7 separate regions of the Homo sapiens genome follow, and all the other regions are linked to region 2. Evidence: chromatin loops called from intact Hi-C (ENCODE). Cell type or tissue: OCI-LY7. All regions are shown on one strand. Region 1 overlaps EBF1 (EBF transcription factor 1). Region 2 has its middle 230 kb from the start of LINC02227. Region 3 overlaps EBF1 (EBF transcription factor 1). Region 4 has its middle 100 kb from the start of LINC02227. Region 5 has its middle 270 kb from the start of LINC02227. Region 6 overlaps LINC02227 (long intergenic non-protein coding RNA 2227). Region 7 has its middle 33 kb from the start of LINC02202.

Region 1 (4,000 bases), 590 kb after region 2:
TCATAACTCCCTGATATTTATGTATTTTTAAATGAAAAAAGATAAATAATATGATGTAAGATATAATTATTATGGTAATAAGTCAGATATATGCATAGGAAAAATACTGCAAAATATATATCATTAAACAATATTAATAGCTCACATTTATTGAGTGTTTATGTAACAAGAAACCGGTAGGAATGTAAGCAATTTCAATATTATTTTAATTATGTTTTATTGGTGCTTCCTAAATGATCTGAAATCAATATGCATAACTTTGCAGTAAAGAATGAAAAACAAAAGTGAATGCCCTAGCGGGTCCCACGTCTCTTCGTTAACTTTAACAATGAACAGGACTGGCATCCACATCACTGCAAACACAGATAAGTAAAACGAATAATCCTCCATCAAACATTTGGAATACATCTTAGGAAAAGAGGAAAAGAAATTTAGAGTTCCACTTCCTACTCCTATTCCACAATATTTGAGAAAATTTCAAGATATACAGTCAAAAGCTGAAGGGTTAATTTATCATGATGTTCGGTTTAAAAAAAGTGAAAACTTGAATACTTCCAAATAGTTTATTGGCTTTGAAAACCAAATCATGTTATATCATACTAAAAAGATTAGAGGTTCAAAACTTTACAGTGTTGCATTACATTGGCAAGAATACATATACAGCTCAGTTCCTACTTTTATTGTTAATAGCTTTCTAATCCCTTACCAGAAATTTATAGTTTAGAAATGGCAACACATCTTAAGATTAAAGCCATGTGACAAATAGTTCATGTTCCTTAATAACCAAATCTCATGCCTTAGATTGGACCAGCTTATCTGCTTCTTCCTACTGTACGGTTTCATTGGTAGGAAATACTTCATATCCCTATTACATGAATGATGAATGGGACCGTTGGTTATGGTCTGTTATTTGCTTGGCTGTAGTCAATATGTTTTCTTTGGACAGGGATTTCTGTGATTTATCTCTCTCCCGGCCTTATCACTTATTAACTCTGGGTAGACAGGAAAAAGCCAAGGTTGTATATAAGGCCTCGTGGCCATTTAGACCTCTAATGTCAGTGAAAATATCCCTTTTAATGATCCTGTTATACTGGCTACTCAAGTCCTGATTACACTCCACTCCAAATAGGAAATAAAGGTCATATTTCTTGGAAAGTATATTTGTAAAATATGCAAAATAATATGCTTCCTTCAGATCAGCTTTATTCTTTGCAGAAATGGCTCTCATTTTATAGCTGTCACGGAAGTACAATGGTTACTTTCAGTGACTTTTGTTGTTGTTGTTGTTCTCATTATGACACCAACAGTATTTAACTGTACAAATGCCAGCAGATTCAGAATCACTGATCACATCAGCATACATCTGATCAGGGAAAAATCATATGTTGTGGAACAAAAAAAAAAGGAGAGGCTTGGGACCTACCCTTTGTATCACAAAAGCAAAAAGAATAAACACTCCCTCTGCCTTGAATTCTTTTCTTTGTGTGTAAATGGTTCATTTGGAGTAATATTTAAGACATGTGGACAGGAGCAGCCTGTGAATTTTTCTTTCTTGTTGGGTCTATTCCAATTAGGACACTGCTAAGGCAGAGCTGCTAGTCAAGTATTCATTACCCAGCCCTCTTTCAGCTGAATCCCTAAGTGAAAACAATCTGACAAAAAAGAAAACACATTCTTGCCTTCCTTTCTCCAATTCTTTCTGAGTTTGCTTAGGCTTGTCTTTATAACAATTAACATATGTATAGAATATTACGCTATGCAAAATATTTTCATGGCCATTTTTTCATTGATATTCACAAGATCCTTGGGATGCACAGAAAAGTGATGGCCCTACCATCCCTTAAGTTGAGGGAGACAAAAATCTAGCAGCTTTAACCCCTCTGTCTCCCTCATCCCCACATCTAACCCATCAAGTCCTTTCCATTTTTCCTCTTAAATTCCTCTTGATTCCTCTCACTCCATTCCATCTCCACTGATTACCACCCAAATCAAAGTCACCAAATCTCTTTCCCAGACTACTGCAATGACCTCCTAAGAGGCCTTCCAAGATACATTCTGGTCTCCTATGCTTCTTGAAGCCAGAGTTAGTTTGTTCCCAAAATGTAAACCTGGTCACGTCCACCTGTCATTTCAGACACTTCAAAACTGTCCATTGTTCTTAAGATAACAACAAAACTCCTCCCCATGGCTTATAAAGTTTTGCATACCCTTGTCCCTGACTACTTCTCGCAGCCTTCTGTCTCACAGTTCTCCTCCTCCCTCTTGATTTTCCAGCCTCACTGCAATTCTTACAGCCGTCCAAGGTACCGTGTTTCCTCCCACCCAGGGCCTTCTCATTTGCTCCCTCTGCTGGAAGGCTCATTCCCTAACCCCATGCTACCCCCACCCTTCACTGGTTGTTGGGTTAGCTCTTTGTCATCCTTCAAACTTCAGCTTGTGCAATTTTTCCTGTAGAGAAATATCTCTAACTGACTGGTCAGGGCTCTTTTATTATGTGCTGATCAAAAGCGCTGTTTCTTTCTGGACACGTACCAGGTTTGAAATAGTAAACTTATGAACACCCATTTTCCCTCTTAGTCTTTAGAATAAAGAAAACAGGGATTGTGTCTGGTTTTGCTTAACACTGTTTCAGGACTTGGCCTAGAACTGGTTTAGAACATTGCCTAGAATAAGACAGGCAATCCACAAACATTTGTGAGGTGAATGAATGAAGTAACAAAAGGAAGTGGTAAAATCAGAACAGAACACAGGTATTTTTATTCCTATTCTAATGCCTAGAAAGAAACAATGTCTTTACTCATAATCAAAGCTGACACATACATAACATCAAACTCTAATGACAAATTCTTTGGATTTTCAAAAATATATATACCCACTATCTGCTTTTCTCACTTACTTTTGGGGAGCACTCATACTGGACCAGGTACTCTCAGGATTGCATTACATACATTAACCCTTTTACTCCTTAGATGAAGGTACTATTAAAATAGCTCCATTTTACAGATAAGAAAATGAAATTCATAATATAAGCCAAATCCCATTTTTTCATTTAAAGAAACTATGTTCTATGTATGTAAAACTTCAAGTAGAAAGGGACAGATTCTTAATTAACAGCTCTTATTTACATTCCATGTTATCCAGAGGACAAAAATCAATGAAGACCCATTGATCCTGGGCAATATGTCAATGATAGCACCTATTGCAAGTAAAATGCTGAGCCAAATCCCTTCAACATAGTGTATAAAATAAGATTGAGGAAGAGTTTCTATTTCTTCATGAAGCTTGTGGACTTTTTATGATTTGTCTACCTATGAACAGAACAAGAGAACTAAGGACAAAAGGAAGTGAATGATGAATGGGATGGTTTTAGCACCTGGGACAAAAGAGATTCAAGGACAGAGACTCTCCCAGTCAATCAAGATGAGTTACAGGGAGCACCAAAGTCAGTCCGACTGACTCATTTCACAATGAAGAGACTGGAGTCCAGAGCACATAAGCAACTTGTCTCACAGCTAGCGAGTAGCAAGGCTGGGATACGATGCAAGCCTCATTGCTATCAGCCCAGGGCTCTGTCCACTATACCACAGCGGTCAGAGAACACTTCAGAGAGGTAAGAGTTTGAACTGGATCCTTCAGGTGAATCACCATGCCCAAAGTAGCTAAAGTGAGCTGGAGGCACAGCAAGGAAACTGGTTTGACTGGAGCATCATAAGCCCTAGCCCCAGAGCACAGTGAGCCAAACTCGGGACTTGGGCTACGTCTTACATACAGTGAGCAAAGAGGGAAGGTTTCTCTGCAGGGTAATGACATGAAAGTGGCTATTCAGAGCGTACTGTGACAAAGAATTTATGTAAGAAAAGACTAAAGTGCAGGAGATCCATTAGGTGCAAACTCTCCACTTCTTCCCTAAAACCAATGACTTTGTTCAAGCCCAAGGTGGCAGCCTTTATTTTGTGGAGGAGGTTTCCAAGAATGAGAAACAGAGATTTCTGGTGAAAAC
Region 2 (4,000 bases):
CATAGCAATGGCAGCCATTGCTAATGGATGACAGTGTTCTCTCTGGAAAGGCCTAAATGCAGCCTCAGAACCCTTTAATGCCTAGTGATCCAAGCAACAGTGGAGTTGACCACCAACTCCAACCAGGACCTTCAACGTTTAGCTTCGCTCTCTTCACATGCTTCCTTCTTGGGTCTGTAGGATGAGGGACTTGGGGAATCTCGCATGGGCAATACAAGAATTTCTGTCTTCATTTGATGTTACCAGGAGCAACTGGAGATCTTGGGAAAAAGCAAATAGGTCAGGAGATATGAAGTTAGGGTCTAGTCTTGGTATTGCCACAAAGGAGCTGAGGGATCATAGGCAAGACACAAGCTCTCTGGACCTCAGTTTTCCTCATCTGTAAAATGAAGGGCTTGAGAGGACTACACAATGGCCCTGGGCCTTCTTTCAGAAGTGTGGCCTTGGGATGTTTTTGGTATGTTGAGATATATAGTGCTGATAGATGTTCCCTGCTCCTGAGAGGCAGGGTCTATGTTGTGCACATGCCCTACTCCAGCAAGGGCAAGCATGGGACCATCCCGCTGCCCCTCCATACTCCCATGCCTGTAGCAGACATTGACAGTCATTCACAGCACTCTTTTCTGCCCCATATGGATTTGATCTTAGAATCCTTCTCACTCTCTTTGGCAAGGGGTCTGAGCAGCCACCACCAACTGATCAGAGTTTGCAAGAGAAAAGAAAACCATCTGCCATCTGTTATGGGCTGAATTGTGTTCTTCCAGAAGTTGATGTTGAAGTCATAAACCCCCACTATCTCAGAATGCGGGCATATTTGGAGATAGGGTCTTTACAGAAGGAAAGACGAAACCGTGATAGAAAAAGGAAAGAGAAAGAAAGATTGCCACTTAACTCCAGATGGAGCCTAAGCCATCCTCTAGACTGCTTTGGGAAATTCTATTTTGTTTTGCTTTGGAAAAAATCACCTGAAGGCTGGGCGCGGTGGCTCACGCCTGTAATCCCAGCACTTTGGGAGGCTGAGGCGGGCGGATCACAAGGTCAGGAGATCGAGACCATCCTGGCTAACACGGTGAAACCCCATCTGTACTAAAAAAATACAAAAAACTTAGCCATGTGTGTGGCGGGTGCCTGTAGTCCCAGCTACTTGGGAGGCTGAGGCAGGAGAATGGCGTGAACCTGGGAGGCGGAGCTTGTGGTGAGCCGAGATGGTGCCACTGCACTCCAGCCTGGGCGACAAAGCGAGACTCCGTCTCAAAAAAAAAAAAAAAAAAAAAAAAAAGTCACCTTAAGTCCCAAGCATCAGACGCAGACTGTTGGCTCACCTAGAACGTTCTAGCTTTTTCTAGGAACTAAGGCCACAGATGGAAACAAAATCAGGCACTGGAGAAATAGGGGTGATTGGAAGACACTTAAATCTTCAACAAGGCTAAAGGGTTAAATCACATTTTTTCAGACCTGTTGGGGTTTGACTGGCTGAGACTTAAAAAGAGAAGCTGGGAACCAGGGAGCCTGCAGCTGGGAAAGTTTTTCTTCTCGCCTCTCAGCTAAGGGTCTGGCATTTCACCTGCTAGATGGCGCTGTCCTCTAAGGAAAGGCACCAGCTCAGCTTGAATGGGGGCTCAGTCAAGGAAACAGGGAACAACTAAAGTTGAAAAGAATTGATGGGCGGGAGTAGAGGGGATGGAGGCAGCCCTTTCCCCAGCAGCAACATCTCCTTCTGTGGTAGTGGCTCTTGTTCTCTTTATAGCTTTTATTTTGCAGTGTGGGAGTTTTGTATACTTCATCTGAAAAGTTACAGGGCCTTTGCTCTGAAGGAAAGTGAATAAGAAAATGAGCATGTGTGTGTGTGTGCGCACGTGTGTGTTTTGTGTATTATTGTCAGGAGGCAGGGATGGTCATGGAGGTCCCACCCCAAGGCTGCAACCTACAAATGACACGTCTCAGCCCTGGTCTTTGGCCTTGACTTACACCAGATCAGTGGGAAAAAGAAACAGTAAGTCCTTTCTCTATCCTGCCTGTAGAACCAGATGCCTGGGACTCTTGGTGGCTTTGCTCTGAAACCTTCTAGCTCAGCTCCATTTAGGGGCAAACTGCATGTAGGCACTGAGACCTCCGTTTCCGTGCAATTTTATTGTTAGACTGACAGGCTGGCTCCTGGTCTGCATGTGAAATCAGGGACACAGCCTGCAACTACTCCCACTCTATCAGCAGCCAGAAAGAAGGAAAACAAAGATAAGGGGAGGGGTGATGGGGGGATGGAAACCAGGAGGGGACCCATGAGGGAGGGGAGGGAGGAGCAGAGAGAGGAGACAAGGGACAAAGAACAGAGGTGAAAGATGAAGGGTGTGGGGAAGGGAGAGTGGGGCAAGGATGACCAGGTGTCCAGAAAGGAAGAAAAGGGCAATGGGGAGAGGCCACTGGGAAGCAGAGAGGCCGGCAGGCTGGCAGAAGTGGGAAGAAGACACAAGTGAAGGGAGGGGAGGGAGGCTTCCTTAAGCAAACAGGAAGACAGGAGGAAGGGAAGTCTAGTAATTAGGGAAAAGCTGACCAAAACCCAGAAAGGAGGAGAAGACTACTACAGTAAGGAAGCTGCAGAAAAGCCAGGCAGGAGATAGAGACAAGGAAGCTTTGAGGCAGGAGGCTCTGGAAACAAGGGAGGCAGAGAGCAGAGCTGAGCTAAGAAAGGAAAAAATCCAGGAGAGGGAACCAGGAAAACAACACAAATGAGAGTGAAGGAACAGGGAAAGAGCCATTAAAAGAATGCTTACCTTATAGTCGTAAAAACTGGAATGTGTGTGTTTTGGCCTGCGGCCATTGTCCAGGAAACACAGTGTGGCTTTTAAGCAAGTTGTGGAGTGGCGGCATCCACATGTTAGTAGCTCGCCCTGGTCTGCTGCTTTGCAATGCAGCTGTGCGGAGCTGCCCTCTTGTTGGCTGGCAGCCTGGTGCTGGGGACATCTGATGGGGTCTGCTGTTTGGACAGAGGGGCATGCCTGCTCCATTTATGGTGCTCCAAGTTCAGGCATCAACATCTTTTCCAGGACAAGAGTTGAGATGTGGTCCCTTTGAGGATGTTTCTCGGAGGGACTGTGGTTGAGGTTCTCAGAGGGCAGAGGGGGAGACATGGTTAAAGGCCATAGAGGGTGGAGATTTAGGGAACGGCCTCTGGAGTCTGATGGCCACCATTCAGTTCCTCGTTTTATCAATTCACTGCATAAACTAGCTCATGTCACTTCATCTCTCTAGACCTCTCTGGGCCTCAGCAACTCATCTGTAAAATGGGGTCGCAATCATACCTGTCTCATAGGGTTCTGTCTGGTAAGGCTTAACTGAGATGATCATGTGTCTATCAGAGTGGCTAGCTCATATTAATGCTCACTCAATGTTAGTATGCTTATTGCTGTTAGTGTGATGTTAGCATATTAAATGTTAGTAGGATTCTGTGTATGATCATTAAGGACTATATAACTGTATGGGTGTCTGTGTGTGTGTTCTGGGGGACTGGTCCTTAATGCAGACTAAGGGGCTTAGATTTGAGGATATTTTATCATGAGAATTATCTGTGCAAAGCATTGTTTGGGAAAATAAATCCAGTGGTGACACATGGGCTTCTCTGGGGAGCAGGGAGACCATTTTGGTGACCAGAGCATGCATGAGAGAATGGGGTCCTGAACTAGGGGACATGGGTGCTAAAAAAGATTTAAAGGGCATTTTGAGAGACACCCCAAATCCAAAGAACTTTATGATTGGATGGGTAGGTGGTAGGAGAGGGAAATTTGACTCCAAGGTTTTGAGACCAAGAACAGGAGTAAGAGGGAGCTCTCAAGCTAAGAATGATTTTTACACTTTCAAAGGATTGAAATAAGCCAAAAACAGAAACAAAGGTATATGGCAGAACTGGTATGTGGTCTGCAAAACCTAAACTATTTACTATTCAGCCATTTACCAAGTTACCTCACCCCTGGTCTGGCCCAGGGACTCAAAAGACTCTGCCCCAGAA
Region 3 (4,000 bases), 640 kb after region 2:
ATTTATTAACTTTACAGAATATTACTACTCTATTTCCAAGTAAAGTTATTTTCCCCCTAAGACTCAGACCCACATATGAATTACAGTAAAATCTCTCTCCACCTTCTTCTATTTCCAAGTTCAGAAAATGGCATCCTAATATAATAGCACAGGTGCCAATTTAAATACAGGAACATTGAAAATACTGCCAAACTTCCAGGCTTAGAAGCTTTTCTGTTGTTACATGTTGGGCTGCTAAACACACACTGAGTCTGAACATCTAACACAAACGATAGCAACACTATGAGAAACATTTTTAAAGTATCAGGCAGTTCCTTTTAACTTTCATTTTTAATCTGGACATTGTCCATTCCAATGGTCTTCACTATAGAATGTTGCACGTATCATGAAAATAATAACAATTTACTAACAAATAGACTATTCTAAAATAGTACCTTAATAACACTTTCCCCCAACTCTCTTTTTCTTTTAAACAGCAAAGATTGGATTCCACAGGCCTTTAGCTAACCAAATCAAGGAGAGTTTCTAGGATTCTGCCAAAGTTGAAAGGTAGAGGAATATGAGGTTTGACTTTATAGATTTGTTGCACATAATAGTTACTGGAAAAGCACAGCTGGTTTGATGATTCCGCCAGAAGATTTTGGCAAAGAAAGACCAAAGATATATTTTCTTCCTCTATCAAGAAATGATCCAATACATTGGAACTGGCTGGGATATATCCCCCTCACCCACCAGCCCACGGATAATACACCCAACAGCATTTGCCTCAGGCCCAGCACATAGTAGGTGCTCAGTATCTGTTGGCTTCTCCAGCTATGTTCAAAAGAGAAACAGATAAAAAACAATGAAGAATTAAAGATCTCAATTTGTACCAACTACGTTCATTTTAATTATCATTCTTCTAAATAGTAGCCCAAGTACATTGCTCTCTGTTCATATTCAACATTTGCACTATCTTGAAATTTTTATTACTTTGCCCCAAGGACGATGAAAGAAACTGAAGGGTTGAGAAGAGGCCTCAAATCTGACACTGTCTGTGTCCCTGTTCCCTGGGTCCCCTGCTGCATTTCTCCCCAGAACTGTGGATGAAAAATGTGGGTTTGAACAACTGGTATCCTGCTGATTGCAACTGTCAATTAAATAAGCCAGCAACACAGGAGCATATGTTCGCATATAAAATATTGATTAATTTCACAGATTGGGATAAAAATATATTAGTACTTGGGTTCTGCTTTCATGCTTAGCGTTCAGATATGCACTCAGTCCATTCAGATCTATTTCTGCACCCTGTGGGCTCAAGAGTGTTACTTTTGTGTTTCGCTTTTCTTATCTTTCTCTGGTTGCCCATGTTAGTGCTTCTGTTATAACTGACCAGCAGCATACGTTTAAGCAGGATTTTAATTACTAGGTCATCTCCCAGCCGACTTGCCCACGGCAGGCCGGCAGAAAAGCCACAATCCTGCAATCCATGCTTCAGATTTTCTCTTGTGTCCCTCCAGGTAAATCTCTTTTTTTTGAGGATGCTAAAATCATGCTGATGGCATCATATTCATCTGATAACAATGATGACCACCTAATTTCTATAAAGTATCATTTCTGTCCACTGAGTATTTCAAGTTGCAGGGCTGGCACAGGGAGTTTGAGATGGGGTGCCTGATAGTGTGACGTGATACCAGGACTTTTTATCTTAACCCAGAAAAGCACCTTCCCATATATCACTGCACATGCCAACTAACTTACCCTTGGGATTTAGCATAGATCTGGCTTTTCAATTTGCCTTTGAGTAATGTCGTCAATTTGTTTCAATTGAAGCAAGTATTATATTACATGCTCAAATAGCAGGAGAATTTCTCTCCACGTCTGAAGTCCAATGTGGAGGGGAGGTTAGCACTGACTAAACAATAAGAAAAAACAGTGGTGAGGACCCCTGTGTCAACTACTTGGAGATTCAAAAGCTGCAGATAAAAACCTAACTTTGGCCACGACCAAATCCTTAAAGGATGGCCTCAGTTTCCCAAATGTGTTTAGTAAAACTAATAATACTAGTGCCCTCCCATGGCTGTTAAGAGCATTAAAAGAGATCATACAAAGTGCTCAGCACTGAACTTGATGCAGAGAAAGTACTTAACAACCGCTATCGTAACAGTAAGGCCATGATCACCCAAAACACTGCTCTAAATGCTACCATTTTATGGACACTGAGTTCTGTTAGCTCATGATTAAGAAACTGCAATGGAACCACATCTCAAAGTCAAAGAGTAAACAACCTATGGAAATTTTCCAAGTTTAGTTTCTCAAAAATGGATCTCAGACCTAACCTACCTTCCCTATTTGCCCTCCCTACAGCTTCTAATGTTTTATCCCCACGTGGAATTTTGAATATGTGTTCCCCTCTCCTGTTCATTCTCATTGAAAATTTTAAAAGTTTCCCTGATTCTTCAGACTTGGCTGAGTCCCCCAGTTCTAAGCTCTCTTAGGAGTCTGTATTTGTACCTTATAGCACTTAACCATCATTGCAGTTTAAATCATTCCGTGTGCCATTATTTGTCTAATATCGGCACATAAATACTTACACTCATGTGACAGTCTACGTCATAATGCTAACAACTGTCCCTGCCTTATCACCTCTGTAGCCCTATTGTCTGATATAATTGGCAGTCAGTCAATAAACATGTGTTAGTGTTAAATAGATGAATGATTGAATGAATAAGCAAATGAACTAAAGAGGAATCACTGGTGTTATTAAGATGTTAAGGAACTAAACAGAGTAGCTGAAAAGTTAAGAATTCTTCCAAAAGTTATTAACAATTGCCACTACACCCACAATGGGCTTCTTAGGTTGACAACTGGTGGCTACGTGGAGTCCCATTTCCTGGGTCGACCTAGCCCCCATTTCAGCAGCAGGCACTCTATTCTCTTGGGGGTTAAAATTAGCACCAGTAAGCTCCCCCTTTAGTGGGCTCTAATCATGCAAGGACCCAGGTGGATCTTGCTGACAGATGTTAAGGTTAGAAGGAAGGGTAGCAGCCAGATGAGAAAACAGAGCCACCCCCTTCCGGAGGTACCAGGACTTCCTGCCTTTAGACCCGGTGGTTCCTGCCTGCCTGCCCCTCCCCCATGCATCAGTTTCAACACAGTTGCTGCTCTTTCTGTCATCTGAACTCAAATTCTATCTCAGAAATTGATGGGCGATCCTGCCCTTGACAACACAATGTCAGCCTTGCTCAGTGTCCAGCTGGTTCCGTATGTATTATCATAATGCGCTGCCTGGGTGGACCCTGGCTGATTTTCTCTCCTGATGCAAGTCCTCTTTCCAAACTAATTTCTGCTCTCTGACATGCAGACCCTACTTGTTTAAAAATAAAAAAACAGCAGCTTGGGAGTTTTATTTTTTAAAATCCTGTTAGGATATTTAAGTCTATTCTAACAGTAAACTGAGCCTAAAGGACTTTCTTTTAAAAATGATTTGACTCAAAAAAAGAATGTTTCCCAGGGTCCTACACTGTTTCCTGGTGACTTGAAAGAATTATTACTTCCCCCAACCCTTACAGCCCTCTCTAACAGCATTTCCCAAACTTCAGTCCTGATTTTCCTCTATCCCTGTACCACTTACACTATTATTTACTTAATAGTATTTAGCTGCTATGTTTGTTTAGATCAACTTTTTCTTTAACTTTAGTCTTGCCCTAAGCAATAATAGCTGTGAGATCATGATTTTGAAGTTGGAGTTATTGTTTTGTTTACGCATTAACATAAACACACAACCATTAAAAATGTTTAAATGTTTATCCTCCATTTTCTAAAATTATCTCACCTACTGCATGGGAAATAGTGGTCTGAAAGCTCACTGCAAACTATCAAGCCGCTTGTACACAACACCTTCCCAGCTGAAGAAATCCAGGGAGAAGAATGCAGGGTGAGAGCTACCTAAGGCACAATGGCTATGTATGCCACATTTCTATGGCTTTTCCAGGCCTCCTAGAACCAACTGTTAACCTCC
Region 4 (4,000 bases), 340 kb after region 2:
AGAGTGGGATTCAGCCTGGTAGAGGCTTCATAGAAGGCATTCCTTCTGAAGGGGAATCAGAGTTAACCAGGAAATAAAGAGAAAGAAGAATATTTCAGGTGGAGAAGAGAAAGTTGGTGACCTGAGATGGGAAGGAGCTTGATGCTACAGGAGCTGATAGAAAGCCACTGTAGCTGGTGCCTGTGTGTTGGGGGACGGAGAGAGGGAGGGTGTCACAATGTGATCTGCAGCAAGACTAGATATTGAGGGGCCAGATTGTGAAAGATCTTATAGGGCTCACCTGCTAAGATTTTGGAAGTTGTTTGAGTATCACTAAAGAAAGGGAATAAAATGTTCAGATTTATATATATATGTGTGTGTGTGTGTGTATACATACACACACACATATATATTTACATATGAATATATATTTAAATATTTGTCAAGTTTATTTATCTATATTTATGTATATATTATTTATAAATATACTATTTAAATATTTAATATAAAAATATTGAAATATTTGTCATTTATACATAAATATATAAAAATTGGAACATTTCAGATTAATTTATATATAAAAATCAGAACATTTATATATGTAAAATATACTTATAAATATATAAATATATATTTCATGGAAGAAATAGTTATTAAAGGCTGGCAGAGTGATCTTCACACAGAGTGGAAGATGAAAGCTAAGAATATAATGTAAAACTCCAAAATGCAGCTTTTAATAAAGGAAAATATTAGAAATGTTTAGCATGTAGACAACAATCTAACCCACAGTGATAGTTTGCGAAGGTGTCAGTGTACTATGGGAACATGGAGGAGGTATTTAGGATTATATGAGTACTTTCCTTATCTTTTATTTGGTATAATTTTTAAGGCACCAATGTGTATAATTTGTAATAATTACCATCAAAAATAAATCGAGTAGATTTGATAAAGTGTCAAGTTGATTTGTATAAATATATAATCTGAAATATTCACATATATGAACATTTTTATAGATATGTAACCTGATTTTATACTTGTCTGTAAAATTTCATGAGGGCAGAGACAATATTTTTCTTGTTCAACATTGACTCCTCAAACTCTGGCACAGTGCCTGCATATAAACATTCAATAATTATTTGACAAAATAATGGATGATAAATGGATGGATGGATGTACAGATGGATGGATGGACAGATGGACGGATGGATGGATGGGCGGATGGATGGATGGGTGGATGGATAGATGGACGTATGGACGGATGGACGGATGAACGGACGGATAGATGGATGGATGGATGGATGGATGGATGGATGGATGGATGGATGGATGGATGGAAAGAATAATATGGAAAATGGGTTAGAGTAGGGTAAAGTAGAAGTAGGAGACCAGTTCAGAGGCAATGAATGCCCAGGGAAAGGTAATGGTGGCATGAAATAGGTGGTGCAGTGAAGATAAGGTGAATTATACAGATTTGAGAAATTCTAAAGAGGCAGACTTTACATAACCTGATAATGATTTCTAGTTTCTGTTATGAACACCTGGGTGGATGGAGGTGCCATTTATTTAACCTAGGAGGAGCAGGTATGGAGGGAGATCATAAAAGTCTCTCATTGACTTTTGTACTTCTCTGCAGAGAGTGAAGTGAACTCTCTAATCCCTCTTTGAAGCCTGAGGAGCTTACAGGGACAAAGTGTCATCATTGTGCTCAGTGGGAACATTGCCCTGGGCTGTAGATGAGAAGCAAAGGAGAACAATTTACAAATAAAATTGCAGTGTTATTTATTTATTTATTTATTTAAGTATAGGGTGACGGTCTTTGATATCAACTTGTTTACTTAACAAATTTGTCTTTTATTCTCATAAAGGACCATATTTCATGATTCTTAGATGAAAATATTTAACATCTCTGAAATTGGGATATGTCTTACAATTCACAATGCCTGCCTAAGACAAAGGTTTGCATGCAGGTAGCTTATTTGAGAATGGATTTCTAGGGCCAGGAGAGGGCAAGTGAACAAGAAGTGGGGAAAGGTAATGCAAGGTGATGTTATTGAATGGCCTAGCCTGTATGTGACTAGTAATTCACCCAGGACCTTCTGTGGAGAGTTTTATGAAATTTGGCTTAGAATCATCTGCTGTGAGGACATTGTCTACAGTTGGTTGTGGGTTGCTCCATGGAGCATGACCTCCCCACATCCTTAAGTTGCAGGTGTGTAAATGTCAAGGCTGCAGGCATTCTGCAGTGCAGTGTCAGAGAAATTCTGGGGCAGGAAGCAGTCAGAAGCAGGCCAAACACTACACAGAACTGTTGTAGGTGAAGTGGTGCACAAAGGATATGTGCAGTGTATGGTTTAACTGGCCATGCTTTTTCTTTCTTAATTCTACATACAATAATGGTATATCTTACATAACACCTTATATCTTATAGCTTCATAACACCTTAGATTTAATGGAGCAAAATGGACTGTTGACATTGCAAAGATGCATTTTGTTGAGATGAGATTTGAATAAGCAACATTAGTAAAACTAAATTAAGCCATTTTCCACAAGGCAGAGACTGCAATTCTTATTTCTTATTTCTCTTCACTGGAATTGTGTAGGTAAGTTTCCAAAACCAAGACTTTACCTCTACTATGGAAAATATTCTACCTGAAAATAACTAGTACAGTATTCCATCGTATACGCTGGTATAGGGGAGCATTTCTTTTCTTTAAAGAATTGAATCTTTATTTCAAATGAAATCTTTTTCAGAACTCTGTTACATAAAACAGATAAAAATGGAAATGCGCTGATTGAAGCAGAAATGGGGAGGGGGTGTTCCCAGGACCCCACAGCTCTGTTTTCTTATCTCCTGTGTAGGCTTCTCAGGCCTCTACATGGAGCCTTAGAGTTCCAACAATAGGGTTAAGAACATGTAATAGACAGGAGACTTGCTGCCTGCCCCCTGCCCCCAAGGCATTTACGTAGTGTCCATTCATTCTTGTTTTAAAAACAATTCTAACAAACTCAGTAATATGGTTTCCCAGCTTGTAACAGATTTAGAAGCAGTAATTTATATGGAATAAATAGCTATTAAAGGTTGGCGTCATGATCTTCACACAGAGTGGAAGCTGGAAGCTAAGAATATAACTGCAAAACTCCAAAGTGCAGCTTTTAAAAAAGGGTGGTATTCAGAAATATTTAGCATGTAGACAACAATTCGATCCACATCAGTAGTTTGCAAAGATGTCAGTGTACTATGGAACATGGAGGAAGTATTTAGGATTATATGAGTACTTCTCACATCTTTTATTTGGTATAATTTTTAAGGCATCAATGTGTATAATTTAGAATAATTATAAAAAATAAATCAAGTATATTTGATAAAGTATCATTTCAGTTACATGGAACATTTTTGTGAGTAGAATATTGTATTTCTCAAATTGTTGAATAAGCCATACATCCCTGTGTGTATCAGTATTCTTTTACCTCTAAGGGGTAGGAAATGCAAGTAAAACCTGTATATAGATGAAGAAAGTAGTTGAACATCAAGAAGCTTTAGCTAGGGTTTGATCCAGCAGCTTACTATGTTACCAAATACCTGATTTCTTTCTGCTTTCCATTTTCACTTTAGGCCTGGCCCCCTTCATGGCCACAGTATGACTTGTTGCTTTCTCATTCACATTCAGCAGGAATGGGGAGGAAGATAATGAGGAGAGAAAGGGGGAGAGAGAGAGAGAGAGAGAGAGGAGAGAAGTTGGTTCTCCTTCCTTAGTCATTAAGCAAAGATACTCTCTCTGATTGGACCAACATAGTTCATGTGTCCATCTCTGACACAATAACTGTACTATACTGTACTCTAGGGATGAGATTATATTAATCAATTTAGGCCAGTTAGGGCTTGACTATTAGCTGAAGATAGTGTTAATTCCCCCAGACCCCATAGTGATACACGTGGAGAAACAAATGTTCCTCCTGTTACCTGGGAGGGTAACAGACCATGTCCACAGCACTGTTTCTCAAGGTAAGTATTGATCAACTG
Region 5 (4,000 bases), 500 kb after region 2:
TTACTCTGTGGCTCACCACTCATGTGCCCAATGTCCTTGACACAATTCTAGTTTCTTTCCTGTGCTTTCCTTACGTCCCTTCTAGCATCAGCTACTTCCCAGGTGTTTCTCAGTTCTTGACAGTTTGAGGGATCCCTGCAGCGAGTTGCAGCACCTCTAATTCACTTCATAATGAAGCAGCTTGTTGTGGTGTTTTGTGTCCATTACAATCTTTTATTGCTGGGTGTGCAAGGGCTAAGTTTTCTTTTGACTTTCTTTGTCTACATGGGAGTTTGCAACTGTAACAAAGTAACAAAGGAGTCCCAGCAAGCTTGTCTCAACACGAGCTAAAGAATTAATATGCAATAAAGACTCTGATGTCTGGTGGTACTGGAGTCATTCTCACTAATCTAGGATTCTGGCTATTTCAGAGTCACCATGACTATTACCTATGGATTATCACTCTTCCAAGGCAGAGACAACTGTAATTTCTGGTAAAATTAGATTAAATAATTGCACCTTTTATAGTCCAGAACATGCTTCAAGAGTTTATGAGGCTTCAAGGTCCTTTTTGCCACCATCAATTTTGAGTTTACCACAGATGTACAGAAATTGTCAAGAGAGAGTTTTTACTAGTAGGATATTGAGTGATAGAGATTTGCAATATGCAATTTTTCTAAAGGTATCTGATTCTTTAAAATCACTGGTCCATTTTGTTTGGGGGAAGGGCAATGATTAAGATAGAGCGAAAAGACAGATTTTCTGATTTTTCACAAGAGTATAAACATGATTACAGTTTCAAGGCCTTTGCTTTGCCTTATTGGGTCACGTTCATAAAGGTAGTTATTTTACCTGATAAATTTGGAGGTACTCCTATCTTCTGAAGGTAAAAAACAAACAAACAAAAAAAAACAACGCAGTCATCTTTCTGGAAGAAGAGTACATGTTTAAGGAAATACCTGAGATCCTCTGGAAGAAGCCCACACTGGGCAGCTCTTAAAAGTTAGACCTTAGATGACTTGACTCTTTCTAGAAACTGCACTTTCTCAACCATTGACAGAAACCTGGAGACCACTTCCCCACTCTTTGGGTGCAACTCCAGCAAAGCTCACTGTGCCTGGGTCTCTCAATGGGCATTCTAGGCTATGCTGGCTGTCAGAAATGGCTCGCAGAAAGTGGGGGGCGTGATTAGCTTTAAATGAAGTTCTAAGCCACTGGTACATGAAATGAAACTTTTTTTTTCTCTCTCTCTCTCTTCTTCCCCTTCTTTAACCTGAGCTGCTGATGTAAGTGGCTCTAATTTACTTTCCCCGAGAAAACAAAGCAAAATAAAACAGGGAAAGGCAAAGAAGATCCGTTTGCGAAGTGTAGTGCTTCTGCTCCTGATAAAAGGGAGCCATTTGCTGCTTTCATGGTGTCAGTATTAATTTCCAAGCAGTCAAAGTCACCGCTAATTTATTTACAGAACAATCTCCTTGCCCAGGAGCTGGGCTGGTGAGGCAGTGGTTTCCAGCCTCCAGCTTTGTTTGTTGACAGGCTGATTTCCCACAAGGCCGTTTCCACCTGTGTTTCTGTTGTTTTTAGTACGTGTCTCCCTTTCTTCTCCCCCGCCACCGCCTCCCCAATGGCTGTTGAAGGCCCTTCTCATCTCCGGTCTCTCTCATCCCCTTCCTCCCTCCTGCCCCAAGGACTCCTGGCAGGCCTTTGCAGTCACGCTGCACTTAGAGTCTCTGCCGGTAAAGTCCCAGGGGGCGCTGCATTTCTTTCTTTCTTTTTCTCCCCCCTTTTTTTGTTTCAAGGACAAGATTCAAAAGAGCCTGCTCCACACAGGTTGTAAGGTGCACCTTCAGATCTGTCTTCAAATAGGGGCTGAGCAATTTGAATATTTGTGCTCCTGGAAATCAGTCTGTAAAATCGTCTCCCAACGCCCATTAAATTCTGCAAAATTGCTAAGCTTTGAGAACTTCATGGTGGGGTCCAATCTGGGGCCCTGGCACCTCACTGCCAAAGCACGCATCCCCAAAGATACTTATAATGGAAATGACGGAGTGGCTGATTTGGCCCTAGCTTCTTGCATATCAAAGGCAGGAGGGCGGGAGGGAAGCATCCATAGAGCAGTCAGGATGCACCCCGCATGCCAGGTAATATATTGAGATGTTTAAAGCACACTGCTCGGCATGCACATGTGTCTGTCTCTCTGCTATTTTATACATTATCTGCAGGGCGGCAGGTACAAGGATAAGGCATGCTTTGAAGTCAGTGGCAGTGCCACCTGGGCATGGAGTGGGAAATAGGCATTATATAGCCTTTTTTCATATGACATATTTGCTATCTCCATGAGGAATACTTTGAGACCAGAAAAGAGATCACTGCGGCTATATAACCCACACCAAATCTTGCCACATTGGACCTATGATGTATTTACTGATTTTAAAAATACCAGAGGTATAATCTTGCCCAGAAAATGTGCCTCCACCCTAACTCCTCAGCCTCTTCATAGTATGTACAAATTGTTTTTCTGCATATTTTTTTTAACAAATGTTGTCTGTCTAGATTCAGAGATTTTTATTAGTGTGTTTGTGTTTAAAGGTGCTGGGTTAAAAATACCCCCTCATCGCCAAAGGAAGGCGAAGGGGGACAAAAAAAAAAAAAAAACACAGAGCTTTGTCCACTTGGAATTGGAGGGTAATCTGGAAAATTATAAAGAACTACAAGCCTGGCAAAGAGAATTTTGTTCTTTTCAGTGGTTGAAAAGAAGAGTAAAAAGGGTAAGACATGGCCTGTGGTTTCCATCCATCAGTAATGATACAATTAAACTGAAATAAGTTAACTTGGTTAACAGAATCTACTTTAACTCTCCTCCTGTCCACAGACTCCTACATCTTCTCTCTTCTCCCAGTCTCTGAGGTTTGTTTGCTACCAGGGATGTGGGATTCCCGGAGTCTAAGGATGCAACCATTCTTCAGTTCTTGTTCCTGAGCTCTCTGTGACCAAAAACTCCTATTTATTTTGAAAGCGGAAATAATGTTATTTCATTGCCTGCCTGCGTAACTCCAAGATGCCTGAAACAATTCTGCTCAAACTTCCTACCAACTCACCTTTGGGCTGAGACAAAACAGAGAAAGTTTGGGCCCCAAAGGACAATTTTTCAGAGAAGTTGGGAGCAGGTAGAGGCAAAGCCGAGTGATGAAACTCATCTGACAATTGTCATCTGCCCTCTTTGCATCTCTGGCCTCATTCTTCCCTGTCTCTTGGGGATGCCTTACTTTCCTTTCTTCTCTGTAATGTTAGCAGTCCCCCATTCCTTTCCCCTAGGCTGCTTGTCCTCTGGGATGAAGAAAAGGCTTTAAACCTGTAAACTGTATACATTTTCTCCAAAATCAACTTGAAACTCAGTCTGAATTGGATGGAGAGGATTCGCTTATGGAAGGAGCAGCTGTGTACCCACACACTGATAGAGACATCCCTGCTCTCGGAGGTGTTATGATTATGCGGGCTAAAAAGCTCAGATGTCTGAAGACTGGAGTTTCTTGTGTATATTTATATGAAGACTGTTCCCCTCCAGGACCATGAGGATGTGGAATGAGGCTGTTTTTCATTCCCCACCCAGTGGCTAATGCAGCTCAGAGACTGTATTTGGGAGTTGAGCCTACATGTAGTGAATCATCAGGAGCCCTGTGGAAATGAGCAAAGCAGGTGCAGTTTAAAGACCACATTCTCAGAGGTGCAAGAAGCTGAGCTTTCCCTTTCTCTAAGCTCAGTTTTGGTTTCAAGACTGATCCCCACTGATGAGGCAGAAACCTAATCTCTGTCAAAATGAGTTGTTTTTCCAATTCCTTTTCCCCAAGGGTGAGCTTTAATTCCAGCAATCCACATGGTTCCCAGACCTTTGGAAGATCAGCTCTCTGATCCTCCAGACAACCTTTCCTGAGCCGGATGTGGCCTGGCGATCCTTAGTTGGAATCCACGCTGGCTACTGCTGAGAGATTTCTGATTCCATCTTATCCCTCCAGCACTGGCA
Region 6 (4,000 bases), 220 kb after region 2:
GTGACTTGGTCCAAAATAATGTAAATTGAAAGTGACTAGGATGTGTTTGAAACTGGCCCCTAGCCCTGTACCTTTCTGTTTTACCTCTAACCCTCTTCTTGACAGGGATGTGAAGGGATGAAGAACTCAGTTATCATTATGTGTGTTGTGCTTGTGGCTTAGGAAATTGCATGGACGTATGATTTTAGAAAGGACATTGGAAGGTGTCCCTGCTGCCACCCTGTTCCATGAGGGAGATTTTCTGGGGGAATCTGAATATTCTTTAGTGACAGAAAAGCATGGCGAACCCCTATTCTTACACAACTTGAGCATGAGTGAAAAGAGAAATCTTACATCTGATTGGCACTCGCTAATTATCAACATGCTTTCCTCCACATTGTCTCCTGATGGAAACTTGGCAATCATGCCTCACCTTCATCTCCCTGAATCCAACCAGTCCAAAGTCCGTTCAGTTCAGCCTTAGCAACCTTCCTTTCCCCTGAACCCAACCAGTCCATAGTCCGTTCAGTTCAGCCTTAGTGACCTTCCTTTCCAAATCCGTCTTCCTGAAGCAAATCTCTGACTGTGTGGCTTACTCTGATTGCAGGGCTCCTAAAGGCCATCTCTCCCTATGGGGACCTCAGCTTATGTTCTCATCCTTACCTCCTACTCCTGCCGCTCTCTCATGCATTCCTGCAGCCAAACATAAGTACCCAGTTGTCCTTGAACACTGTTGCAGCCCTCTTTTGCGTGTGTATAAACTCTTCCTACTGGTTCTATTGTCACCCCCTTTCCAACTAGCTGGAAGCAGTACATCCCCAGTGGTTAGGAACACAAGCTCTGTATTGAAATCTAGGCACAACCTTACAAGATGCATGTTCTTCAGCAAGTTATTGAACCTCTCTCCGCCTTGTAAATAAAATATGCTAATGATACCTAAGTCATGGGGCTGTGGGAAGGGTTGAGTGACATTGTACAAGTCACCTGCTCAGCATAGGCTCTGGCTTGCAGGAGACATTCTAAAAGTGTTAGCTGCTATTGCTATTGCTATTGCTGATTTCTTCTTATTTTTACTGCTGCCTGTTGAATCAAACTCTTCATTAAATATCACCTTCTTCAAGGAGGCCTCCTGATAACCCTCTTCCCCAGAGAAGTAATCTCTCCTTCTTTAATTCCCCCATGGCCCTTCGTAGATGTCTCATGAACTCACTGCTCAATGTACCTATTTGTGTCTTTGTCTTCTTCTTCCATTTAGAATATAAATTAATTGATCATGGGATCTTATTTTGATAATCTTTGTACCCTCAAGAGCACTTATCACAGAGAAAGTAATAACCCATTTCACATTTGATGGTTGAAGCACAAAGAAAGGGAAGTAATTTGCCCAAGGTCATGTAGCTAGTGCAGGGCAAAACCAGGCTAAAGACCCCCTCTAGGTCTTACCATATTCAAAGATCTTGATCTTAAGCAATGAATGGGGACCATTAGATTTTATGCCCAAGTAGCAGATGGCAAAACTGACAAGCTGAATGTTCATACTGGGTTGACTGGCTCTGTGGGTTATTCATAGAAAGGGGAGGTCTATAGATGAAAGCAATTTTAAACCTCAACTTGTGTCAAACTCAAGTAAAAATCAGTTAGATTTCAACAAAACACTGATCAAGGTGCCAAAAATGGTTTAATTTTTTAAAAGCACATGCAACTTCTTTTAATTCGCTTGACTGGTCAAGCCAGTAAAAACAGCAAAAGCAGTTTCTTCAATGAAAAACACCCACACCCTTACTGTGGTTTGTTGAGCCAAGTTGGCCAGCCACACAGACGGTTAAAATTGTCAGCCAGGTGTGGATAGCGTCTCAGAAGGAAATGCTAAAAGAAGCCACTAGCAAAATGCTTTAATGTTTAAGAATATTTAGAGTGTACAGTGAGGTATCTGACCAGAAAAAACGATTGCTAAGCAAGCCCAACGGAGGGGGAAGAACATTTGCCTTGGAGCCTGAAGATCTTCTAAGAGAGTCATGATGGAGCCCCTCCTTTTCTCTATAATTCTAGGCTGTCTCCATCTAGTAAAGTGGCCAGGGTGCCTTTTACTGACTCATTGGTGAAGGGAGGTTTCAAGGCTCCTAAAACGAATGACTGAGGGTTATTTATATAATTTGGAAAGACACAGATCTAGGACTTCAACCCTCCATTAAAATGGTAAAGGGAATGGTTTTTCTGGGCCCAGGGAACAGAAGAACCCAGAACATGCACAGATTCAGATCTTCTAGGTGCAACACTAAACCTTGGGAAGCAACTTTTTCAGTGAATTAAAACTCACATACACAAACACACACACCCCAACTATAATTTGGGCATTCAGGGCACTTTTGCCATGAAACAAATTGAATGTAGCCATTGAAGAAAGACCTGTTGAATCTTCAGTAGGAACTTGCATTGGCAAGGAATGCAGCACGCAGAGCCCAGTGAGATGTAGTTCATTCTGGGGCAATGAACTTTTTATAGTAGTAGGGCATTTTCTAGCCTCGGGAAGGCACATCAAACTTTTGGATCCACTAGGTAAAAAAGACCAAGGATGACTTGATCTTAGAAGCCCAGATCAGGGGAAAATGATGGTCAGGAAATAAAGAGGCCAGGTTCCTCCTAGTCCAGCCATGTAGTTCCATGCATATTGAACTAAGGCAAGGGGGAAATCTTACTAGGGGGAATGTTATTCATACCTAAGTTTATAAAGCTAGACATCCGGTTACTGGCGACTTTTCAAAATCTCAATTAAATCCAAAAATACAGATGATAGATAGATGGCTAGATGGTAGCTAGGTAGGTAGGTAGGTAGGTAGGTAGGTAGATAGATAGATAGATAGATAGATAGATAGATAGATAGATGATATAAGCTAAGGGTAGAATACAGACCTGTTTCGAAATGAGGACAAGCCTGAAAGAAGAAAGCCATTAGAAAAGCTACAAAATTGATGTCACTTCTAAGCCTGTCTTTAATGAAAGAAATGAAGAAAATGAATTTAGTCAATTAGGAAGTAATGAAGACCTTGCAAAAATAACTATTGACAAAAGGCTGGTAAGGGAATTCTTCAGTAATTTGAGCATAACACATACTATATGAATCAGCAGGTCAGGACAATATGCCTCCTAGGAGATTAAAGGTGTTGATACATGCCTGTGTGATTTTGGGTAGTTACTTCTTAATTTAGCAAGCAAAATTGTGATCTAAGATGAACCCAGAAGCCAAAAGAATGGAATTCTAAACTGCAAAACTAGGGAGAAGTCATATAATGGCGATTATTCAGTCCAGGCATGGCTGGTTCCTATCAAGGGGACTGGGCATGAAGGAGGGATGTCCTAAACCAAAAATACACAAAAAAGATTGCAAAGGGCGGGCCACAGTCTATTAAGGTAAGTTTGTGGTATATTCACCTGTTTTTATAATCAGAATATTAGAAAATAGCATAAATCATTCCAGATAAATAGTTCCTTATTTAGATTATCAGAGGGGAAGGCAGTGTGCCACCTTCTTATCAGAGTGAAGGACAAGGACACCATTTCTTTTTTCTTGCATATCCAGCAGGAAAAAAGATACAGAGCTGAACTTCTGTGGGACTGGATTTCATAAATGCTCACTTTCAAAGCTAAGTGTGTGTGCATGCATGTGTGTGCATGAACACACATGTACATTTGGTATGGACTTTGAAAGAGCCTGGATGGTCACCTCCTGACAGATGCAGAATATGGGTAATGAATGCAGGCTTGGCGAGATATTACAGGTGTTGGTCCAGGACTTCGTTTGATTTTGAGCCTATGAGAACTCAGAAAAGATATTAACCAGACCATTAAGAAATGATACTGTGGAATGTTAGAACTGAAGAAGTCTTAGGAATCACCCAGTTCTGTCTTCCTAACCGCTTGCTAGGCCCAGAGACATTAAATCCTTCTTTAAAGCCAAATAGTGTGTCAGTATCACAACCTGAACTAAAACTCTACTGGGATATGGGGTAGGGCGTGGTGGCTA
Region 7 (4,000 bases), 960 kb after region 2:
CAATGAAATCAAGTATAATTTGCAGCCCTGGGGATATAGTTCCAGAAAGAGGCTCAAAGTACACTTACCAGTGGTATTCAGAAAGCCACGGAAGGGGACTCTGCCAGAACACCATCGTCCGCAGGCTGATGTCAACACATAATAAAACAATAGAGTGAACATTGGGGGAGGGAGGAATCTGTAACATAAAGAAGATAATGGAATCATCAACACTGATCAGCATCAGGAACAAATGGGGCTGGAGGAAACCTGAAGAATTCTTCAGAAAATCTCAAGTAAGTCTGCCAGCAGAAACTAACCATGCCTCACATTTGATTTCCACTGGTATATTTAGTATATTTCATGAAGTTGTGTAATATCTGCCCACCCTGCTTTGAATTTCAGCATAGTTACAGTGATGAAAACTAACAAAAAACAAACAAAAAACCCCCAAGAGATTCTTACTCTGATTTGGGGGTGGGGCCTGGGGGGTACAGTATAGTTCAACATAATTTGTTATAGAAAAAAAAGTTTCTATTGATTCATAATCAACCTTTTCAATGATGATTTTTTTGGGGGATGTGATCTCTCTGGACTTTTTTTTGGGAAAACATTGTTTCCTGCTAGACAAAGAGCAGTCTGTTTTGAACAGTGAAACTGACCTCTCAGCTTTTGAGTTTCTAATAGCAAATTAAATCTACCTCACCAGGAAAAGAAAATTATGAAGAGGTAACTTTTATAATGCAGGAAATAATTGGTGTATTGATCTTTATGAATTTCCTGATTTCTTTACCTTATAATGGTTTTCCTTAATGGCAACACATGCATTAAGAAAACAAAGCACATTTGATGGAAATTCGTTGTCTTCCCCTTTTTAAATTATTTAGTAACATTGGGCAGCTAAGAAATTGTTTCTGCTTCTATAAAACCCCCTATGCTAATTGTGGCCAGCAAATTAGTAATTATAATAGATGATACAAAGCAGGAAAGGGCTAAACTAATGTTAGGGAGTAAAGAATGCAATTAGATGGCTCAGCCTAACGCATCTTCACTCTGAATCTCTGTGAAGAAGGAAGAAAAAAGCTCTGCACCAAAATTAAAGGGGACTCGTTTTCTGATTGTGTCCTAGGGGATTTGGAGAAAGCTCAAGCAATTTGAAGGATACCCTCAGGTTGTACTCAGCAGAATTCCTGACCTCTGCCACATCCTATCTATCATGAGCCTTTATCAGGAGGAGATGGCACATCACAAGCCATTTGGTGGCACGTAATTGCTTCGACATTGACAGCAGAGGGGTATATATCACCTCCTCTGTTAAAAAGAGAGTGAGTGTTTTAAGTGGAAGAAGACTGAATGTAAAGGCAAATTTAAATAAACATTAAAGGGAAGTTAAACCAATACAAAACTGAAATGGATACCAAAATAAAATGAAAGCTTAAATATATGTTGAAGAAAACATTTAATAATGTATGATTTCTAATCATGCCCTTTAGAAATATTGAAGAATCAAGAATAAGAAAAAAAAAAGAATCTTATAGCTTAGAACAGCTTATAAAAGCATGAGACTGGTTTTGGACGGTACATGAAGTATTGTGGTTGGTTTTGTAAACTGCACAGAGAGAAAGGTCTTCTCAGTCTCAATTCTTCTGCTGACATTGAAAGGAAAGTCTCGGGGCTGGTCTGTCTTCAACTCCTCTTCAACACTGCCAAATCTCCCTTTTAAAAAAAGGAGGAAAAAAGAGTAGACTCATGCTCTGAGCCTTTGGCAAACAATCGCTTGAATTTAATTATATTACGTTGTTTTTATTACATTTATTTTTGTGGTTACCTTTATTTATGGCAAGTGAACTGGTTTCCACTTGTGATGGGCCTATGACATTTTTTTCTTTATTTACATTTTAAAAAGCTGAGTCAACTTAAAAACAAGTACTATATAAATAAAAGCTCTGAGTTTAAAAACAAAACAAAACAGAAAAATCAGTAGTGGGTTCAATGTCGTTGGACAAAAATCTTGTAAGGGGCACTGAAATAATTTTAGTTGAAAAAACATCAGTTTAAAGTCATAGACTACGAGAGCTTGAAGAGACTAAGAGCAGGCAATCCAAGTCTCCTCCACATGTGGAAACCAAGTCCAGAGACGGAGCAGTAACTGCCCGGCTCCCACGGCTTGTAATCGCAGAAACAAGCTTTAAGCCGGCTGCCTCCTTCCTCGTTGCTTTTACCATTATTTAATTTGTAGGCTTCACAAAGGCTATATGTGTTGAAATTGGCTAAATGTGCCCAGTCTAGAAATGAGTCAAAGTCAAGAGGCAGGCCACCAAGGAATTTATGTCTTTACTGATAAAATTTGTGCAACCTGCAAAACCACAGTGACATCTAGTGGTATTCCTTGAAAATGCAACTTTAAAAATATTTTTACATATTTAGAGGGTACAAGCGCAGGTTTCTTACATGCTTAGTAGTGAAGTCTAGGCTTCACTACTGGGTGCCCATCACCCAGATAGCGAACATTGTACACAACAGGTAGTTCTTCAACCCTCACGACCCTCCCACCCTTTCACCTTTTGTAGTGTCCAATGTCTATTCCACTCTGTATGTTCCTGTGTATCCATTGATCAGTTCCCAATTATAAGGGAGAACATGGGGTATTTGACTTTCTGTTTCTGAATTATTTCACTGAGGATAATGGCCTCCAGTTTCATCCATGTTGCTGCAAAAGACATGATTTTATTCTTTTTTATGGCTAAGTAGTATTCCGTGGTATATCTTTACTTCATTTCCTTTATCCAATCCTCCATTGATGGAGACAGTCAGGTTAACTCCATGTCTTTGCTATTGTGCATAGTGCTCTGATAAGCATATTAGTGCAAATATCTTTTTTTATATAATTGTTTCTTTCCCTTTGGGTTTATACCCAGTAGCAGGATTGCTGGATCAAATGGTAGTCCTATTTTTAGTTCTTTGAGAAATCATACTGTTTTCCATAAAGGTTGTATTAATATGCATTCCCACCAACAGTGTATAAGCATTCTCTTTACTTCACATCCTTGCCAACATCTATTGTTTTTAGACTTTTTAATAATTGCTATTCTGTCTGACTGTTGTAAGATAATATCTCATGGTTTACTTTGTGAAAATGCAACTCTTGATGCAACCCTTGACTTAAGCAGGCTTGTCATTAAAAAGGAAACATTGTTTTGTAGAATATCTCGTAGTGTGGGTTTGTCTATTTCCTCATGATTAGATTATTCTTAACAAGAATATCTCAGAGGTGAAGGAGTATCTTCCTTAGTGCATTATGTCAAGAGGTACATGATGAAGGCTTGTTCTATCATTGGCGATGCTAACTTCAGTCACTTGGTTACCGTGTTATCTCCCAGGTTTATCTCCTGTAGAGTTACTGTTCTTCCTTTCTTAATGATTTGAGGGACAATATTTTGAGGCTATATAAGCATCATTTTCCTTTTCAAACTTTCATCCACTAGTTTTAGTATCCATGGATAATTCTTGCCTAAATCAATTATTATTATAATAGTTGCAAAATGATAATTTTCTAATTCTGTCATTCCTTTCTCCATTTTATTAGTTAACATTTTACTCAAAGAGGGGCTTTCCCGATTCGCTTATGCATGTTTGCATTTATTTATTAGAATAAACTCATGAATGCTTACACAATCTACAATCTATGGATCTAGAATTCATGAGTCTATCATGAATAGGTTATATAGTAGATATTATATATCTTTAGATATATTATAGAGTACATATGCATGTATAGATTATGTCTAAATCTATAATCTATTGGTATTGTTATGTATTTCTTTTTAAAAATATAAATGTAGAACATCACACACTGGGGCCTGTTGGGGGTTGGGGGCTAGGGGAGGGAAAACATTAGGAGAAATACCTAATGTAGATGATGGGTTGATGGGTGCAGCAAACCACCATGGCACATGTATACCTATGTAACAAATCTGCACGTTCTGCATATGTATCCCAGAACTTAAAGTATAATAAAATA

What was found. Peaks named below come from ENCODE experiments on the same cell type or tissue, not always from the same donor. Only the 100,000 strongest peaks of a DNase experiment are listed, where the experiment ranks them.
Region 1: it touches region 2 in a loop (3-fold over the local background); 5 of 110 quality-filtered maps call a loop at or near these places.
Region 3: it touches region 2 in a loop (8-fold over the local background); 2 of 110 quality-filtered maps call a loop at or near these places.
Region 4: it touches region 2 in a loop (4-fold over the local background); 2 of 110 quality-filtered maps call a loop at or near these places.
Region 5: it touches region 2 in a loop (4-fold over the local background); 10 of 110 quality-filtered maps call a loop at or near these places.
Region 6: a loop joins it to region 2, with 4 times the contacts of the local background. A loop is called at or near these places in 4 of 110 quality-filtered maps.
Region 7: a loop joins it to region 2, with 5 times the contacts of the local background. A loop is called at or near these places in 36 of 110 quality-filtered maps.

What each region holds. Positions count from the first base shown.
Region 1 is chr5:158,768,334-158,772,333 of GRCh38, forward strand. All of the region lies in intron 10 of EBF1 (EBF transcription factor 1), which reads right to left. Among named protein-coding and RNA genes, the nearest start is that of EBF1, 330 kb to the right of the region's middle. In OCI-LY7, CTCF peaks have their summits at 2,363 (motif pointing left) and 2,567; a DNase peak (open chromatin) is centred at 2,308; H3K27ac peaks cover 1,109 bases.
Region 2 is chr5:158,173,544-158,177,543 of GRCh38, forward strand. No RefSeq gene overlaps it. Among named protein-coding and RNA genes, the nearest start is that of LINC02227, 230 kb to the right of the region's middle. In OCI-LY7, CTCF peaks have their summits at 1,564, 1,764 and 3,799; DNase peaks (open chromatin) are centred at 1,578 and 2,048; H3K4me3 peaks cover 406 bases; H3K27ac peaks cover 655 bases.
Region 3 is chr5:158,809,509-158,813,508 of GRCh38, forward strand. The region is part of intron 8 of EBF1 (EBF transcription factor 1); the gene reads right to left. Among named protein-coding and RNA genes, the nearest start is that of EBF1, 290 kb to the right of the region's middle. In OCI-LY7, a CTCF peak has its summit at 2,052; a DNase peak (open chromatin) is centred at 3,013; H3K4me3 peaks cover 1,893 bases; H3K27ac peaks cover 2,477 bases.
Region 4 is chr5:158,509,452-158,513,451 of GRCh38, forward strand. No RefSeq gene overlaps it. Among named protein-coding and RNA genes, the nearest start is that of LINC02227, 100 kb to the left of the region's middle. In OCI-LY7, no CTCF peak of the experiment used is centred here; DNase peaks (open chromatin) are centred at 1,670 and 2,190; H3K4me3 peaks cover 1,847 bases; H3K27ac peaks cover 3,392 bases.
Region 5 is chr5:158,675,656-158,679,655 of GRCh38, forward strand. No RefSeq gene overlaps it. Among named protein-coding and RNA genes, the nearest start is that of LINC02227, 270 kb to the left of the region's middle. RefSeq lists an enhancer at 1,707-1,756. In OCI-LY7, CTCF peaks have their summits at 1,755 and 1,957; DNase peaks (open chromatin) are centred at 1,156 and 1,676; H3K4me3 peaks cover 1,412 bases; H3K27ac peaks cover 1,388 bases.
Region 6 is chr5:158,397,009-158,401,008 of GRCh38, forward strand. The region is part of intron 1 of LINC02227 (long intergenic non-protein coding RNA 2227); the gene reads right to left. Among named protein-coding and RNA genes, the nearest start is that of LINC02227, 11 kb to the right of the region's middle. In OCI-LY7, no CTCF peak of the experiment used is centred here; DNase peaks (open chromatin) are centred at 963, 1,783 and 2,423; H3K4me3 peaks cover 1,270 bases; H3K27ac peaks cover 2,679 bases.
Region 7 is chr5:159,130,993-159,134,992 of GRCh38, forward strand. No RefSeq gene overlaps it. Among named protein-coding and RNA genes, the nearest start is that of LINC02202, 33 kb to the left of the region's middle. In OCI-LY7, CTCF peaks have their summits at 2,354 (motif pointing left) and 2,554; a DNase peak (open chromatin) is centred at 2,329.